Regions from separate parts of the Homo sapiens genome. Here region 2 is linked to region 1. A link is a loop called in an ENCODE intact Hi-C map of the cell type or tissue named here. Cell type or tissue: dorsolateral prefrontal cortex. All regions are shown on one strand. Each heading gives the region's core, and the rest is flanking DNA. Links, peaks and the distances in the headings are about the cores only.

The links. A loop is a pair of places that touch in the nucleus more often than their neighbours do. Peaks named below come from ENCODE experiments on the same cell type or tissue, not always from the same donor. Only the 100,000 strongest peaks of a DNase experiment are listed, where the experiment ranks them.
Region 2: a loop joins it to region 1, with 2.4 times the contacts of the local background. A loop is called at or near these places in 4 of 110 quality-filtered maps.

What each region holds. Positions count from the first base shown.
Region 1 is chr7:5,490,403-5,499,315 of GRCh38, reverse strand. FBXL18 (F-box and leucine rich repeat protein 18) reads left to right here. Exons shown (of 5, transcript NM_024963.6): 4 at 7,867-8,085. It overlaps MIR589 (microRNA 589), which reads left to right and starts at 3,399; the gene lies at 3,399-3,497. RefSeq lists enhancers at 4,056-4,105, 4,176-4,255. In dorsolateral prefrontal cortex, for the core only: CTCF peaks have their summits at 4,325 and 4,534 (motif pointing left); DNase peaks (open chromatin) are centred at 3,485, 3,932, 4,515, 6,522 and 1 weaker place; H3K4me3 peaks cover 1,729 bases; H3K27ac peaks cover 5,723 bases.
Region 2 is chr7:5,777,893-5,786,805 of GRCh38, reverse strand. It overlaps RNF216 (ring finger protein 216), which reads left to right and starts at 5,143. Exons shown (of 17, transcript NM_207111.4): 1 at 5,143-5,265. RefSeq lists a silencer at 5,345-5,734. In dorsolateral prefrontal cortex, for the core only: CTCF peaks have their summits at 4,929 and 5,131 (motif pointing right); DNase peaks (open chromatin) are centred at 5,115 and 5,699; H3K4me3 peaks cover 2,338 bases; H3K27ac peaks cover 1,813 bases.

The DNA.
Region 1 (8,913 bases), core at 755-8,754:
TGGGAGGTGGGAGGGAGTAGGGAAGATGGGGCAGACAAGGAAGGTGGGCAACAGTGCCGAGGGGTTTCACCCGGGAGAGGGAGCAGCCTCCCTGGGCATCCCAGATGGACTTCAGGGCACAGGATGGAGGAGACAGGAGAGGTCGGCTCAGGAGGGGGACCACAGACTCCTGGGAGGTGATGGTCCTTGGGACTAGGAGCAGGACCCATCCCAGAGCGGGGAGGAGGTGGAACAACAGGCCTGGGAGAGCTCCACACCAGACAGTGTCCAGGGCCCATGGCATTTCCAGAGCCAAGCACAACATGAATTTATGCTGAATTGTGCTGTGGAGTGAACGGTGTTCTTGTCCGTTCCTAGTATTTAAGGAATAAGAATTCGTTAACTTGAGATGAATTTGAAAATCTTGGCCAATAAATCTGATCTTGAAAAATTACCCAAAATGGGTTTGGGCATGGTGGCTCACTCCTGTAATCCCAGCAGTTTGGGAGGCCAAGGTGTGCGGATCATCTAAGGTCAGGAGTTGGAAACCAGTCTGGCCAACATGGTAAAACTCTGTTTCTACCAAAAACATACAGAAATTAGCGGGGCGTGGGAGCAGGCACCTGTAGTCCCAGCTACTCAGGAGGCTGAGGCAGGAGAATTGCTCTTTACCCGGGAGGCAGAGGTTGCAGTGAGCCAGATCACACCACTGCACTCCAGCCTGGGTGACAGAGTGAGACTCTCAAAAAGAAAAGCAAAGAAAAGAAAAATTACCCCAAATGGGCCGGGCGTGGCGGCTCACGCCTGTAATCCCAGCACTTTGCCAGGGAGGCCAGAACACGCGAAGAGCCCTGAATAGGTGGGGTCTGTACCTGGAGTTGACTGAGCGTGTGAAGCCCCCTGGCCTTTGTCCATGTGGCGAGCCTTTAAAGTAAAAATCAAAATGGCCTCGGCCGGGCGCCGTGGCTCACGCCTGTAATCCCAGCACTTTGGGAGGCCGAGGCGGGTGGATCATAAGGTCAGGAGATCGAGACCATCCTGGCTAACACGGTGAAACCCGTCTCTACTAAAAATACAAAAAATTAGCTGGGCGTGGTGGTGGGCGCCTGTAGTCCCAGCTGCTTAGGAGGCTGAGGCAGGAGAATGGCATGAACCCGGGAGGCGGATCTTGCAGTGAGCCGAGATCGCGCCACTGGCCGCTGCACTCCAGCATGGGTGACAGAGTGAGACTCGGTCTCAAAAAAAAAAAAAAAAAAGTAAAAAGAAAAAAGAAAAAAAATTACCCAAAAGGTAGTGAAGGCCTTGAGCCTCAGTACTACCAGGGACTGGGTGGGGGAGAAAGTGGAGGCAGGGCTTAGATGAGTGAGCTGGTGTCTCTGTGAGTCCTTAGCTGGTGGGGTGGGTTGCGGGTACATGAAGTCATGCTCCAGCCTAAGGGGCACGTGGGCACGTGTCATTGTCCCCAGAATAGTTAGCATTCACCTTGTGCCTTTGCTGAGAGCCATGCACTGAGCCCATCCTCCCTGCCATAATCTGCTGCGATTGCAGCCTTGATCATTCCCATTTCCCAGATGAGGCTGTGGGAGCTCAGGGGGAGCTGAGTCTCTCGCAAACACCGGTGCTTGACCTTGGCCCTGGAGCCATGCAGAGTAGAGATAAGGGCGCCCCTTGTAAATCTCCCCTCTCCCGCAGAAGGCATGGCAGGAAGTGGCCGGGTCTGCTCGGGAGCAGCCGAGCTGGAGGCTCACACCCTGGAGTCCCCCGGCCATGCAGCCAGCTTGGCGCCACCCTCCCTCTCGACCTCCTCCCACTGCAGACCTGTTAGTGTTGGGTTGAGAAGCGCAGGATCAAACCCAGGACTTTCAAATGGCAGAGCAGATTGCTAGAAGCCTCTGTATTTCCTGTCTGGTGGAGTCACCAGGCCCTGGATCGGCCGCTTTGATTCTCAGCTCGAGCCACTGCGAGGCTCCGTGCGTGGGGAGCGGGGTGGTTATTCATGCTCTGACCCAGGCATCCTGGAGAACCAGGACGGGCGACTGCTTTGAGAACCAGACGGGCGACTTTTCAGAATCTCCCTGCTTTAGAAATTTGACGCAAAATGCATGTAAAATTTGGGCTTTCCCACTTTTTTTTTTTAAAAATGGTCTCATTCTGTCTCCCAGACCGGAGTGCAGTGGCATGATCACAGCTCACTGCAGCCTCGACCTTCTCTGGCTCAGGTGATCCTCCCACCTCAGCCTCCCGAGTAGCTGGGACTATAGGCACATGCGACCATGCCCGGCTAGTTTTTTTTTTTTTTTTTTTTTGAGACAGAGTCTCACTCTGTCACCCAGGCTTGAGTACAATGGCATGATCTCAGCTCACTGCAACCTCTGCCTCCTGGATTCAAGCGATTCTCCTGTCTCAGCCTCCAGAGTAGCTGGGATTACAGGTGCCCACCACCATACTCGGCTAATTTTTTTTTTGTATTTTTAGTAGAGACGGGGTTTCACCATGTTGGCCAGGCTGGTCTCGAACTCCTGACCTCAGGTGATCCGCCCACCTCGGCCTCCCAAAGTGGTGGGATTACAGGCGTAAGCCACTGTGCCCGGCCGCCTGGCTAGTTTTTTGTATTTTTTGTAGAGACGGGGTCTTGCTGTGTTGCCCGGGCTGGTCTTGAACTCCTGGGCTCAAGTGATCCTCTTGCCTGGGCCGCCCAAAGGGCTGGGATCACAGGTGTGAGCCACTGTGCCCGGTCCGGAGAGTCTGTTAAGTGTGGCCTCCTAGTTGATGGGCCTAAGCCAAGCCCTGAGTCCAGGCTGAGGTCTGGCCTGGGAGAGTTGCTTTGGCGTCCTCAGCTCATAGGTGGCCTTTAGCCACCTATGGATCCAGGTGAGCCCACGGATTGGGCTGGGGCACACGTGACAAGGATTGGCCAGGAAGAGGAAGAAGAATGTGGAAGGGAGACCGAGCAGAGGCTGTCAGCAAGGGAGGCACTGGCCGGAGGGAGGGGGTGTTCCGGAAGCAAGAGGCAGAGGTGACGGCAGCCACCGCGGGTGGAGGGGACCTTTGGGCTCATGTGACCTCTGCCAGGTGCTTTTCATGGGTGTACAGGTCTTGACCCCTTTGATATTCTCAACAACCTCTGAGTGTCGACACAGTTGTACCCACTTAATGGATGAAGAAAGTAAGGCCCAGAGAGTGCATGAACTTGCCTAGGTCACATGGCTGCTTGTCTCCGGCCTCCCGAGGTCAGCGTGATTTCATGGTCCCCGATGGCCTCCGGAGTCTGGGACGGAATCCCCGTGGCCAAGGGCCTTCCTCAGGAGCAGGGCCATGGAGAAGGCGCGGAGAGGCCTGCGGGTTCTGTGGGTTTTGTGGGTTTTGTGGGCCAGCCTGAGAGACCGACCCTGCTCATAATGCCATCTCTGTGGACAAACTCCAGCCTGTGCCCAGCAGCCCCTGAGAACCACGTCTGCTCTGAGCTGGGTACTGCCTGTTCAGAACAAATGCCGGTTCCCAGACGCTGCCAGCTGGCCCCGTTCCTCTGGATTCCTGCCTTCTGCGGCAAGGGAGCCCGGACGCTGCAGTGGAAGGAGCAGGTGGCACTCGCTTGCCCGTGGGCAGGAGCTGTGCAGAGGAAACGGCGCTGGGATCCCTGGAGGCTGGCACGATGCTCCGAGGCCGCATCCTGGGGCGGCCGGAGTCTCTTTGGTGGCAGAGCTTGGAATCCCACGCCAGCCACCTGCTGCCACTGGCAGCCCCCACACCGTGACCCCCAGCTTTGTGCTTGCTGGGGCTCCTGGCAGGGAGGGGGTGGTGCAGGAAGGAGTCGCTCTGGCTGGGACTTGGACACACCTCAGTAGTAAGGGGATTACAAATTGGGCAGAAAAGACACCTTCTTTCCCTAGACCAGCTAAGCCCTGCTTGCGGTGGAGGGCGGGGGAGCGTGTCACCCTGAGTCACCCGGGCTGCTGTGAGCGTGACCAGGGCAGCGTCTGGGCAGAAGCGGGCCATCCTTTTCAGAGCCAGGCCCCGGAGCCACCCTAGGGACACCTCGGAGGCCTGGGTGCTGCTCTCACGGCCCGTGCAGTGGGTGGCCAGATGGGAGCCCCCGCACTGTGAGCTCAGCACCTTTCATGCCCACAGAGTCACCAGGAGACCCAGGTGCCCCCTCAGGGAGCAGAATGGGGAGGCTGGATCCTCACTCAAAGGTGAGGCCCGGCGCAGTGGGAGCCTTTTCCTCGTCCCCATCCTCCCTGCAGACGCTGCCGGTCACTCGAGTCAGGTCAGCTCTGCCACCGTCCTGGGTGCCGTGCCCCAGGCGGCGTGCTGTGGGAGCCTAGGAAGCTTTAGACGTGCCAGGCCCGCTGCCTGACCAGTCACTCCCGTGGGCCTGCCACATCCTGAACACCTGTGACAGGTGACTTCCTCCGGGGCGGAAGAATGTGGATGTGGTTATCTCGTGGAAAAAAGGTTTTTTTTCCACGCTCTGCAGACTTGGTTTTTAACCCCAGAGGCTCGGGGCGATCTGGGGCGGGTAGCACGGAGCCGCATCGCCACCTAGTGACCACACGACGGCACCGTCCTTGCCCAACGCCCCGTTTCCATCTCCTGCTGTCTGGAGCCTCCTGCTTTTGCTTTGGAGAGAAATCCAGAGGTGACTTTGCAGCTCAGCAGGTGCGGCGCCTGCACCGTCTTTTTTACCCCTTCCCGTTTCCCACCTTCCGGTCTGCAAAGGGTTGTTTACTTTAGGATTTTTTTAGGGAGAGGTGGTATTTAAAATATACGTAATGAAAACATTTTATTACTATCTTTAAATAAAAACAATCTGAATAGCTTAACAAAACAAATATAGAAAAATAAAGACAATTTGGATGTTTTATTTTATTATTTATTTAATTTTATTTATTTATTTTTTTGTGTGAGACAGAGTCTCGCTCTGTCACCTAGGCTGGAGTGCAGTGGTGTGATCTCAGCTCACTGCATCCTCTGCCTCCAAGCAATTCTCCTGCCTTCGCCTCCCCAGTAGCTGGGATAATGGGCATGCCCCGCCACGCCCAGCTAATTTTTTTTTTTTTTTTTGAGATGGAGTTTCACTCTTGTTGCCCAGGCTGGAGTGCAATGGTGCCATCTTGGCTCACCGCAACCTCTGCCTCCCAGGTAGAAACGATTTTCCTGCCTCAGCCTCCCGAGTAGCTGGGATTACAGGTGTGTGCCACCACGACCAGCTAATTTTGTATTTTTAGTAGAGATGGGGTTTTTCCATGTTGGTCAGGCTGGTCTCAAACTCCCGATTTCAGGTGATCTGCCCTCTTCGGCCTCCCAAAGTGCTGGGATTACAGGCATGAGCCACCGTGCCCGGCCTGCCTGGCTAATTTTTGTATTTTTAGTAGTGACAGGGTTTTGCCATGTTGGCCAGTGTCGAACTCCTGACCTCAGGTGATCCGCCTGCCTCAGCCTCCCAAGGTGCTGGGATTATAGACGTGAGCCACCGCACCTGGCTGAGAATTTCTGCTTAAATCAATTAAAAGAAAATTAACTACCAGGCATGGTGGCTCACGCCTATAATCCTAGCACTTTGGGAGGCTGAGGCAGGAGGATTGCTTGAGCTCAGGAGTTGGAGACCAGCCTGGGCAACATAGTGAGACCCCTGTCTCCACACACACACACGCACGCACGCACGCACGCACACACACACAAAAGTAAATAACCAGTCTCTCATGAGCCACACTTCCTTTATTCTTTTAAAAAAAAAATTTTGGCCAGGTGCAGTGGCCCACGCCTGTAATCCCAGCACTTTGGGAGGCTGAGGCGGGTGGAGCAAGTGGTCAGGAGATTGAGACCATCCTGGCTAACACGGTGAAACCCCATCTCTACTAAAAATACAAAAAATTAGCTGGGTGCGGTGGCAGGCGCCTGTAGTCCCAGCTACTCGGGAGGCTGAGGCAGGAGAATGGCGTGAACCCGGGAGCTTGCAATGAGCTGAGATCACGCCACTGCACTCCAGCCTGGGCAACAGATCGAGACTGTCTTGCTCTGTCATCCAGCTTGGAGTGCAGTGGCACGATCCTAGCTCACTGCAGCCTCGAAGTCCTGGGCTCAAGCGATCCTCCCACCTCAGCTTCCCGAGTAGCTGGGAGTACAGGTGCGTGCCACCATGGCTGGATAATTTTTGTACTTTTTGTAGAGCTGGGCTCTCACTATGTCGCCCAGGCTCTTCTCAAACTCCTGGGCTCAAGTGATCCTCCTGCCTTGGCCTCCTGAAGGGCTGGGATTATAAGTGTGAGCCACCATGCCCGCCGTGACTTGGTCTTTTTGTGTCACCTACCAGGGAAGAATCTCCATGCCTGTGGCGCCTTCTGCTGTGGCTGCCCTCAGCATCTGTGCTAGGATCCTGGGGCTGCCAGGACAATTGATCACAAACTGAGTGGCTTCATGCAACAGGCATTTATTGTCTCACGATTCTGGAGCCCAGAGGCCCCAAATCAGGCTATGGGCAGGGATGGTTCATTCCTTCTGAGGATGGTGAGGAGGAACTCGGGCGCCTGCCAGCCACGCCTGGCACTGCTTGGCTGGTGGACACGTGGCCCCAGTCTCTGCCTCTGTTGTGACCTGGCCGCCTTCTGTCTGTGTCTGGGTATCTCTGTGCCTTCACCTGGCCTTATAAGGAACCAGTCATTAGATTTAGAGTCCCCATCATGCAGGATGCATCCTCCTCTTAACTCCCTTGCATCCGCAACAAACCTGCCTCCAAATAAGGCCACACCCTCAGGTCCCAAGGTGAGGACTCCTGCATAGTGTGTGTGTGGGGGGGCGTCGCAGCTCAGTCCACACTAGCCCCTCCCCATTCGCCTCAGCCCGTCCCTCCAGCGGCTCCTCCCCCCACCCCGGGAGTTCCTGGCAGCCCCTGAAGTCACGTGAGTTCCCCTCCAGCCTCTCTGCTCCCTCTTGATTCTTATCTCAGGGGCTCGCTGCACCCCACAACCTGCCACAGTCCAGGTCTTGCCCAGTCCCACAGCCTGGTTCTCCAAGGGCCCCCCGGGCCTGTCCTCAGCAGCGCCACATCCCCACATCTGCCACTGTACTTCGAGACATGGCCTGTCCTTCTGCTTTCTGTCTGCATGGACAGACTCCCCAGGAAGGATCTAGAATGTCGTCCCCTACTTCCCTTTCCCAAGTCCTCCCCTTTCCCCTGGGTTCTCCCGTCTTGGTCTCTGTCACTGTAGCCTTGGTGCGGACTTGGGCCTCCCCCCTGCCCTGGCTGCCAACCTCTTAGCTTGGCCCCACTCCCCTCGGCCTCCTCCTTTGGCCCTGCAGCCATCCAGCGCTGTCCTCCCATCTGTCGTGGCTGAAGTGGCCCCCATCTGGCTGAAGTTCCTGCCCACCTTACCCCCTGCCTCCCAGATTCTCGCCCTCTCCCTCCCCCACACCAGCCTCCCGGATTACCGCCCTCTCTCATGGTGTTCAGTCCTTATCTGCCTCCCTGTCCAGCTGAGCTTCCCAAGGGCAGGGGCCATGTGTGGGGTCCTCTTTGCATCCGCTGCCCAGCACACCAGCGTTTGAGGAAGATAGGGTGCCTGGGGGTCATTGGGGTGCACCAGGCAGGCTGCGGACACAGATGCTGATGGCCTCGGCTGGTGACTTGAAGCCGGGCTCTGTAGACACTGGCTGGCTGCTTGCATCAGGCCCACCGGGTCGCCTCCAAATCAGATCTCCAAGGGGGACCCTGGGGGCCTGAGTCGGCACCCAGTACTCCAAGGGATAGTGGTATTGGTGGGAGGTGGCGGGAACAGCTGGGCTGGGCCCCAGGCCAGGAAGCTTCCACTGGCAGCACCTCCAGACGCCCAGCTGGCCTGGCCTGCGAGCCCCTCCCTCGGACCTCACAGCTGCCCTCTCTCCCCGCAGGCTGGAGCAGCCCTACTTCAGCGCCAACGCCCAGTTCTTCCAGGCGCTGAGCCAGTGCCCCTCGCTGCAGCGCCTGTGCCTGGTCTCTCGCAGCGGCACCCTCCAGCCCGATGCCGTGCTGGCCTTCATGGCTCGCTGCCTGCAGGTTGTCATGTGCCACCTGTTCACCGGGGAGTCCCTCGCCACCTGCAAGAGCCTGCAGCAGTCGCTTCTCCGCAGGTGAGTGATGTGGGTTGCGTACAGCTTCAGGGGCCGCAGAAATCACCAGCATCCCGTGACCTGGTCCCCAGCCTTCACCGAGTGCCTACCAGTGGTTTCTTGGAATTGACGAGCACCAGGCAGTGACAGGGTGAAAGCAAGGGGTTTGGTCTCCCACGGCCCAGCCTCTGCTCCTTGAGCATTCCCTAGCCACATGGTAAATTTTCTAGATAGTTCAAGCTCTCCTCTCCCACAAGTACAAAAGTCTTCTTCTTATTATTATTATTACTTTTGAGACGGAGTCTCACTGTGTTGCCCAGGCTGGAGTGTAGTGGCGAAATCTCGGCTCACTGCGACCTTCGCCTTCCGGGTTCAAGCGATTCTCCTGCCTTGGCTTCCTGAGTAGCTGGGATTACAGGCCTGCGCCACCAGCATGTATTTTGTATTTTAGTAAAGATAGGGTTTCACCATGTTGGTCAGGCTGGTCTCGAACTCCCGACCTCAGGTGATCCGCCTGCCTCGGCCTCCCAAAGTGCTGGGATTACAGGCATGAGCCACCGCACCCAGCCTGCAACCATCTTTAACTCTGGATTTTTCACATCTCTGCCCGTTGTTTGGATCTAGAAGCAGTGCTTACTTGGGCAGTTGTGGGTAAAGGCGGTAGATTGAACAGAGAACCTTTCCTTCTCCCTCTCCCTCGCCACCTGCTGTCAGGCCCTTTCTGGAAGGCCCACATAGTCTGGCCCCTCTTCCCTTAGCTAGCTAGCATCTCCGCTTCCCCTCGTGACAGGGCATCCTGGAGTTTGATGCTCTGCTGCTGCGCAGGAAGTCAGGTGAGCACCTAGAATT
Region 2 (8,913 bases), core at 666-8,665, 290 kb before region 1:
TGACAACACCAGCACACCTTCATGTAGATACGGCTGATGACAGTTCTTGGGAACAAAATGACGATGGACAAATTGTGAATAATGGCGGTCCTCCACTGCTGTCAATGATTTCACAGGTCAGATGCACATTAAACTAACTGTAATCAGAAAATGCAATGAAGCCGTGCCGTGATGACTCATGGGGTGGGGGAGTTACAGCCTCGGCTCTCTGGCAGGCTCATGGGGTGAGTGCAGGTTGCACGCCTTTGGCCGTAACTGCATGGAATTACAGCCAGCACAGATGATACGGATTTTCATAGACAGAACTTCCATGCTTCTTCCCAGGAAAACAGCAAAACATCACTTGTTGACAATAGTTTAGTCTGCAGGTAGCTATCTTGCCCTTTCTGATTCTTGGTGCTGGTTAACATTAAGACAAAGAAAACAGGCCAGGTGTGGTGGCTCACACCTGTAATCCCAGCACTTTGGGAGGCCAAGGCGGGCGGATCACCTGAGGTCGGGAGTTCGAGATCAGCCTGAACAACATTGAGAAACCCTGTCTCTACTAAAAATAGAAAATTAGCCGGGAGTGGTGGCATATGCCTGTAATCCCAGCTACTCGGGAGGCCGAGGCAGGAGAATTGCTTGAAACTGGGAGGCAGAGGTTGCAGTGAGCCAAGATCACACCATTGCACTCCAGCCTGGGAAACAAGAGCAAAACTCCTTTCAAACAAACAAACAAACAGACAAAAATAGGACAGGTGCGGTGTGGCTCAAGCCTATAATCTCAGCACTTTGGGAGGCCGAGGCAGGAGGATCACTTGAGGCCAGGAGTTTGAGACCAGCCTGAGAAACACAGCGAGACCCCATCTATACAAAAAAATTAAAAAATTAGTCGGGCGTGGTGGCACACACCTGTAGTCCCAGCTACTCAGGAGGCAGGGGTGGGAGGGTCACTTGAGCCTGGGAGGTCAAGGCTGCAGTGAACTATGATTGACTGAGTCACTGCACTCTAGCCTCGGTGACAGAGTGAGACCCCCAACCCCACCCCACCCCCCTCCAAAAAAAAACAGGGCCGGGCACAGTGGCTCACGCCTGTGATGCCAACACTTTGGAAGGCCGAAGCAGGCAGATCACCTGAGGTCAGGAGTTCAAGACTAGCTTGGCCAACGTGGTGAAACCCTGCCTCTACTGAAAATACAAAAATTAGGCGGATGTGGTGGCGGGCACCTGTAATCTCAGCTACTTGGGCTGAGACTCGAGAATCACTTGAATCCGGGAGGCAGAGTTTGCAGTGAGCCAAGATCATGCCATTGCACTCCAGCATGAGCGACAAGAGTGAAACTCCGTCTCCAAAAAAAAAAAAAAAAAAAAAAGGCCAGAGGCTTCAAAAGTAACCAGAATGATTCCAGTTCAAAAGTAACCAGAATGATTCCAGTTCAAAAGTAACCAGAATGATTCCAGACAACCTAGAAGGAGGGAGTAGCTTCCTCTCGCCCTCACTGGGAAAAATGCAGAGATATGATAGTTGTCTTTATGACTCCGAAAATGCTTAAGACAAGAAGAGCATGTAAACAAATAACTCCTATGAGAGCTTCTCAATTCACACATGATCCCATTTCATCCTTGCAAGAACACCGGGCAATAGATAATATCTTAAAATTCCCATTTTACAAATAAAAAATTCCCCGCCAGACATGGCAGTTCACATCTGCCATCCCACCACTTTAGGAGGGCAAGATGGAAGGATCACTTAGAGCCAGGAGTTCGAGACCACCCTGGGCAACAAAGCGAGACTCTGTTTCTATAATTTTTTTTTTTTTTTGAGGCGAAGTCTTGCTGTGTTACCTAGGCTGGGGTGCAGTGGCGCAACCTCGGCTCACTGCAACCTCTGCCTCCTGGGTTAAAGTGATTCTCCTGCCTCAGCCTCCTGTGTAGCTGGGACTAGAGGCATGTGTCACCACACCTGGCTATCTATTAATGTTTTTTTAAATTAAACTTCAAAATAAAGGCCTGGCATGGTGGCTTACACCTGTAATCCCAGCACTTTGGGCTGAGACAGGCAGATCACCTGAGGTGAGGAGTTTGAGACCAGCATGGCCAACATGGTGAAACCCCGTCTCTACAAAAAATATTTTAAAAATTAGCCGGGTGTGATGGTGGGTGCCTGTAGTCCCAGCTACTTGGGAGACTGAGCCAGGAGAATCGCTTGAACCTGGGAGGCAGAGGTTCCAGTGAGGCAAGATCGTGCCACTGCACTCCAGCCTGGGCGATGGAAGGAGACACCGTCTCAAAAATAAATAAATAAAGACAAAAATAAAGTCTCTCTTCTCATTGCCATCACGTCTGAGTCAGAGTCTCCAAAAAGCCTGAACAAATAAAAAATTCCAGACTCAGGCCAGGTGCGGTGGCTCATGCCTGTAATTCCAGCACTTTGGGAGGCCAAGGCGGGTGGATCACGAGGTCAGGAGATCGAGACCATCCTGGCTAACACGGCGAAACCCCATCTCTACTAAAAATACAAAAAAAAATTAGCCCTTGGTGGCGGGCGCCTGTAGTCCCAGCTACTCGGGAGGCTGAGGCAGGAGAACGGCGTGAGCCCAGGAGGCGGAGCTTGCAGTGAACCAAGATCGCGCCACCGCACTCCAGACTGGGTGGCACAGCAAGACTTCATCTCAAAAAAAAAAAAAAAAAAAGCTAGACTCAGAGAGGTTACTCGATCGCACCTGCCTTGGGTGTGACACCAACCACAGAGGGGTTCAGTGGTCCGGAAAGAACCTTGCACTCCTGCTAAGATCACCAAGCTCTCCTTCCAATACTGCTTTCTTCCAACATCTCAAAGGGCTTATGAGGACCATCCTAAGAAGAAGGCTGTAACTGACAGCGATTATCCACCTCCCCCAAGAGGACCAGCATGGAGGATAAGCTCATCAAGGCCAATGCCTTTGTTTTACCTTCCAGGTGATTCCAGGATCTCATCTCAGGTAAGTATCTATCTTAAACTCTCTCTCCTGTTCACCCTCTAATGTCTCCCATGCACTGCACCCTCTAACTCAGGGCCTGACATCTGTAAGATCCCTAGATCCTCGTCCTGTTCTGTAAGCAGCCCTTCAATTTCTACTTCACTGAAACATGACTATTCCCTCAGGACACTGTTCCCCAAAGCACTATGAGTAGTGGTCTTTTTCTGTCCCATGCAAGCCCCCATAAGCCACACTCTACTGTCTTAGAGAAGGAACACTCATTGCCGCATCAAGACTATTGTTCCTCTCATTTCCCTGTTTTGTTTTTGTTTGCTTCTTTTGAGACAGGCTGTTGTTCTGTCATCCAGGCTGGAGTGCAGCAGTGCAATCATAGCTCACAGCAGCCTCGGACTCCTGGGCTCAAACAATCCTCTGGCCGGGTTTAGTGGCTCGCTCCTGTAATTCCAGCACTTTGGTAGGCCGAGGTGGGTAGATTACCTGAGGTCAGGAGTTCAAGACCAGCCTGGCCAACATGGTGAAACCCTGTCTCTACTGAAAATACGAAAATTAGCCGGGCGTGGTGGCACATGCTTGTAATCCCAGCTACTCAGGAGGCTGAGGCAGGAGAATCGCTTGAGCCCAGAAGGTGGAGGTTGCAGTGAGCCAAGATCGTGCCACCGCACTCCAGCCTGGCTGACAGAGTGAGATTCTGTCCAAAAAAACAAAACAAACAAAACAAAACAAAACAAAAAAATCCTCCCACCTCAGTCTCCTGAGTAGCTGGGACTATAGGTGCGCACCACCATGCCCGGCTAATTTTTATTTTTGTAAAGATGGGGTCTTACTCTATTGCCCAGGATCGTCTCAAACTCCTGGCTTCAAGCCATCCTCCCACCTCCATTTCCCAAAATGTTCGGATTCCAGGTATAAGCCACTATGCCCAGCCCAGACTCATTTATCTAATTACTGACTTGATATCTCTACTTGAAGGTGTACTTGGCAATTTTTTTTTTTTTGAGACACAGTCTCACTCTGTTACCCAGGCTGAAGTGCAGTGGCATAATCACTGCACTACAACCTCCCCCTCCTCGGTTCAAGCAATTCTTGTGCCTCGGCCTCCCGAGTAGCTCGGATTACAGGCACGCACCACCATGCCCAGCTAATTTTTGTATTTTTAGTAGAGACGGGGTTTCACCATGGTGGCCAGGCTGGTCTCGAACTCCTGACCTCAAGTGATCTGCCTGCCTCGGCCTCCCAATGTGCTGGGATTACAGGCGTGAACCACCACGCCTGGCCAGCAATTATTTTAAGAGTTGGGGTCTTGCTATTTTGCTAAGGCTGGTCTTGAACTCCTGGCCTCAAGCGATCCTCCTGCCTTGGCCTTCCAAAGCGCGGGGATTATGGACATGAGCCACTGTGCCCAGCAGGAGCAGTATTTTAGTCAGTTATTCACTTGCTCACTAAAACCTAAACTTCCTGAGGCCAGGAACACATTTTACTTTTTTTTTTTTTCGAGATGGAGGGTTGCTCTGTTGCCCAGGCTGGAGTGCAGGGGCGCCATGTTGGCTCACTACAACCTCCGCCTCCCAGGTTCAAGTGATTTTCCCGCCTCAGCCTCCTGAGTAGCTGGGATTACAGGCATCCGCCACCATGCCTGGCTAATTTTTTTATTTTTGGTAGAGACGGGTTTCACCATGTTGGCCAGGCTGGTCTCCAACGTCTGACCTCAAGTGATCCACCCGCCTTGGCCTCCCAAAGTGCTGGGATTACAGGCGTGAGCCACTGTGCCCAGCCATGGGACCCACTTTACTCTTAATTTCCCCAATTCCTAGAACAGTGTGTGGCCCACAGGAAATCCGCAGAATATATTTGCAGAATGAATGAATGACTTGCCAAACGAATTAGGGCAAATCAGTAGATATCGAGTAAACATCCACAACCACCTGCCCCATACCCTTTTCAGCTCTGGGGAGATGGTGGCTCCTTGTGGGGTCGGATATGGGGGTCTCCTTTCCTTTCACCCTCCTGCCTCGTGGGGGAGTCAAGTCTCCGCAGGCGGAGAGCCCGGATGCAGGCGCGACTAGGCGGCCCTCTCTATGGTGAGCCCCCCGGTCCCTCCTCCGCAGTACCCGGAGTGCCTCTATGGTTCTTCCTGTCCTTAGTCGGGAGGGGGCGCTGTGCGCAGGCGCGAGGTGACGCCGCGGCAGGGCCGGAAGGAGTGCAGCGGCTGCCACGGAGCTCGCAGCTGCGGCTTCTGAGGAGTAAGCGGCGCGGTAGCGAAGGCCGCCGAACCTGCCTGGCTAGCCGGCGACTTGAGTGACGAGTGAGTGTCGGCTGCGGGGCGCGCTCGAGCTCCTGGGCGGGTCTGTGAGGCGACGCGGCCTCTCTGAGGGGCGCCTCTGTGGAGCTCCGGGGGTGGGGGCGGGGGCGCGGGCCGTGAGGGCCGCCGAGCTGAGGGGCGCGGGCCGAGGCCCGGGCGGGATCGGGCCAAGGGGCTGGGCTGGGCGTCTCGAGCCCGGTGCGGTGGCGAGGCTGGAGCGACAAAGGCGCTGAGCGGCCGGGTGGCCCCCTCTCGCCACTTCGCGAAGTTTCGCGGGCCGGCCCCTCGGGTCTGCTGCGCGAGGGCAACAGCCCGGGAGACCGCGCTTCCCTCCCCCGGGCCCGAGGCCGCCGCGGAGGCGGTGTCCGTGCACCCGAGCGCGGCCTGGAGGAGCGGCGGGAGGCGGGCCGTGCCTGTGAACCCCAGCCCAGGCGGGCGGCGTTTTTCCTCCTCTTCCCTCACATCTGGAGCGCGTGTTCCGCGAAAGTTGGCGACTGTCACCCGGCACTCGCGAGGGCGCCGCAAGTGCGTCAAACCCTTCTGCGGGGCGCTGGGGGCTGGCCCGGCTCGGGTGTCCGGGCGCTGGGCAGCGAGCGAGGCCGCTGTCCCCGCGTCGAGGTGGTTCTGCTCCCGGTGGAACAGGACCAGGGATCCAAGACTCTGGGCCACTTGCAACCAACCCTGGAGCGTGCGCGGCGTGCGGGTTACAGAAATTTCTGACAAATCCGACAGGGCTCTGTAAATCCCTAAGGGCCTGGGTAGCAGCTGTCCTAGGTACTTAGATCGTGCAAAGAGAACGTTCTTTTTTCTTTTACTTTTTTTTTTTTCTCCTTTTCTTTGAGACGGAGTCTTGCTCTGTTGCCCAGGCTGGAGTGCAGTGGCGCGATCCCGGCTCACTGCAAGCTCTGCCTCCCGGATTCAAGCGATTTTCCTGCCTCAGCCTCACAGGGATTGCCTCAGCTGGGATTACAGGCATTTGCCACCACGTCCAGCTAATTTTTGTATTTTTAGTAGAGACGGGATTTCTCCGTGTTGGCCAGGCTGGTCTCTAACGTCTGACCTCAGGTGATCCCTCCGCCTCGGCCTCCCAAAGTGCTACAGTCTTTTCAAAAGACGTTTCAGATATGTTCTCCGGGACCCTCGGGCCCTTCAGTAAGAAGCGCCCTGGCTGAAAACCCACACGTTCACCTACAGAAGAAGCACTGTGACGTAGAGGGTGAGCAGAGCAGAGGGCCTCACAGTGGCCCTCACATGCACCTGGCTCCAGCCTGGCCAGGTCATTTTGCCCTGGTGGGCCTGTGCCTCAAAAATGGGGTTTCTTCCCTTGTGAGGAAGACCCATGAATTAGTAACGGAATTGCCAGGAATGCTAAAAACTATCTAAATGCCATGTATTGTTTTCAAGCTGTTACTCCTGGAAGGGGCTGGGTTGGCATTGTTTTAGAGGTTAGGAGCCAAACATCAGCTCATCTATTCTCCAGCTGTTGTTTGTCCTCCATCTTCCTGCAATAGTCAGGCACAGGGTCTTATAAAAATGGGTTTGTGCTGCTGTATGTTTCGGTGGGTACCTTTGTTTACTGAATGGGATGTAGGTGGGGGACCAGAGCATATCCGCGTCCCTCGGAAACAGTGGCGTTTTAGATGTAGTATGTCCCGTCAGCTCCTCTCTGCCCCACCCACCCCAGCCCATTCATTGAGCATTTTTTTTTTTTTTTTGAGGCGGAGTCTGGCTGTATTTCCCAGGCTAAAGTGCAGTGGTGCCATCTCTGCCCACTGCACCCTCCGCCTGCCAGCTTCAAGTAATTCTCCTGCCTCAGCCTCCCGAGTAGCTGGAATTACAGGCGCGCACCACCACGCTCGGCTAACTTTTTTTTTTTTTTTTTTTTTTAAGAGACGGAGTCTAGCTGTGCTGCCCAACTCCTGGGTTTAAGTGACCCTCAGCCTCCCAAAGCACAAGAATTACAGGCTTTAGCCACCGTGCTCTGCCAGAACATTCTTTACGCGCTGAGAAGGGAGAGAAGCGGGAAGATTCTATGAAACATCTCAATTTAGTCGGCTTGCTTTAAGGAAGAAGGCTAATACATGGCCTGGCTTTGCCTTGGTTTTGTATTTCATAATTTATTGCGCCTGGGGTGTGGGGAGTAGTGGTGGATTTGAGGAAATGCCTGGAGAGTCTGGGCCAGATTTTGGACCCCCTGGCAAACCTCATTCGAGGCTTTAGATTTTTACCCTGATTAGAGCAGCAGCAGCTAATAAAAGAGAACTCCTGAAGCCCCTGTGGAGAAATCTGATAAAGAAGGGTTAGGTGTGAGTGAGGCAGATCGAAAGTTGATGAATAGGATAGTTGAGAGAGCTGGTATTTGCTGATTCTACTACCAGCTACTATTTAATGTGTTTACAAAATTCTAGGCATTGCTATATTCTAGCTCTTTAGAGACATAATTCATTCTCATACCTGATATCATTATATTTGCATTATTGTTAAAGATAATAGAACATAGTTGGGAATGGTGTGGCTCACGCCCGTAATCCCAGCACTTTGGGAGGCCGAGGCGGGCAGATCACCTAAGGTCAGGAGTTCGAGACCAGCCTGGCCAACATGGTGAAACCCCGTCTCTACTAAAAATACAAAAATTAGCCAGGTGTGATGGCGTGCGCCTGTAATCCCAGCTACTGGGGAGGCTGAGGCAGGAGAATCACATGAACTCGGGAGGCGGAGGTTGCAGTGATCCGAGATTGTGCCACTGCACTCCAGCCTGGGTGACAGAGCGAGACTCCGTCTCAAAAATAATAATAATTTTAAAAAAAGAAACTGAGGTGCTGAAAAATATCTAGTCCCAAAACTTGTAAGGGTCAGCGTGGAACTTGAACTCAGTTTGGACCCAGAGTTCATGCCACTAATTATCCTTCTATAATTAGTGAGTGCTATTTATTCTGAAAGTACATCTACTATTGAAGATCATCTACTGTGCCATCCGATATGCTATGTCCTGGGGCTTTGGGATCAAGTGACACTTTGGTTCTGCCTTCTTGGAACTTAAGTTTTAGCAGAGGAGACCAAAATTACACATAGTTTCCTAAATAAGTATATTAAAGTATTGTTGGAAGTACTTTGAAGAAATGAGGTACGTTGTGTGATTGAACCAGGGAGGAACATCTAGGGGATAATCAGGAACAATTTTTCTCTGAGGAGAAAGCAAAGAACCGAACAATGAATAGAGTTAATTTGGTCCAAGAGGCAGTGAAGAAGAGTAGTTTAGCTGGGGAAGAGCCTGCAGTGGAAGGAAGGAGCAAGTCATGGAACTGAACCATTGTTACTACTGAATGGTGAATGCGGGGGGAAAAGGTATGAGGTAAGGCCCGCTATGTCAGCAAGGTCAGGTGATGGTAGCGTTTTGTAGGCCATGGTAAGGATTTCGGTTTCACCATGGTGAGATTTGTGGTTTAAAAGAAATAACTCAAATGCCGTATGAAAACATGTCAAGGGATGGAGCCTGCAAGGCAGTACTTGGGCTAGAAGCAGAAGCATGTCCTTTGGTCACAGAAGATTCAGTTCTAAAAAGATCGTTGAAAACGTTGATTTTACCCTCCACACATGAGGATGTACTTACTTATCTGTCCTAGTTTCTAAACTAATTTTCATTGGACAGTT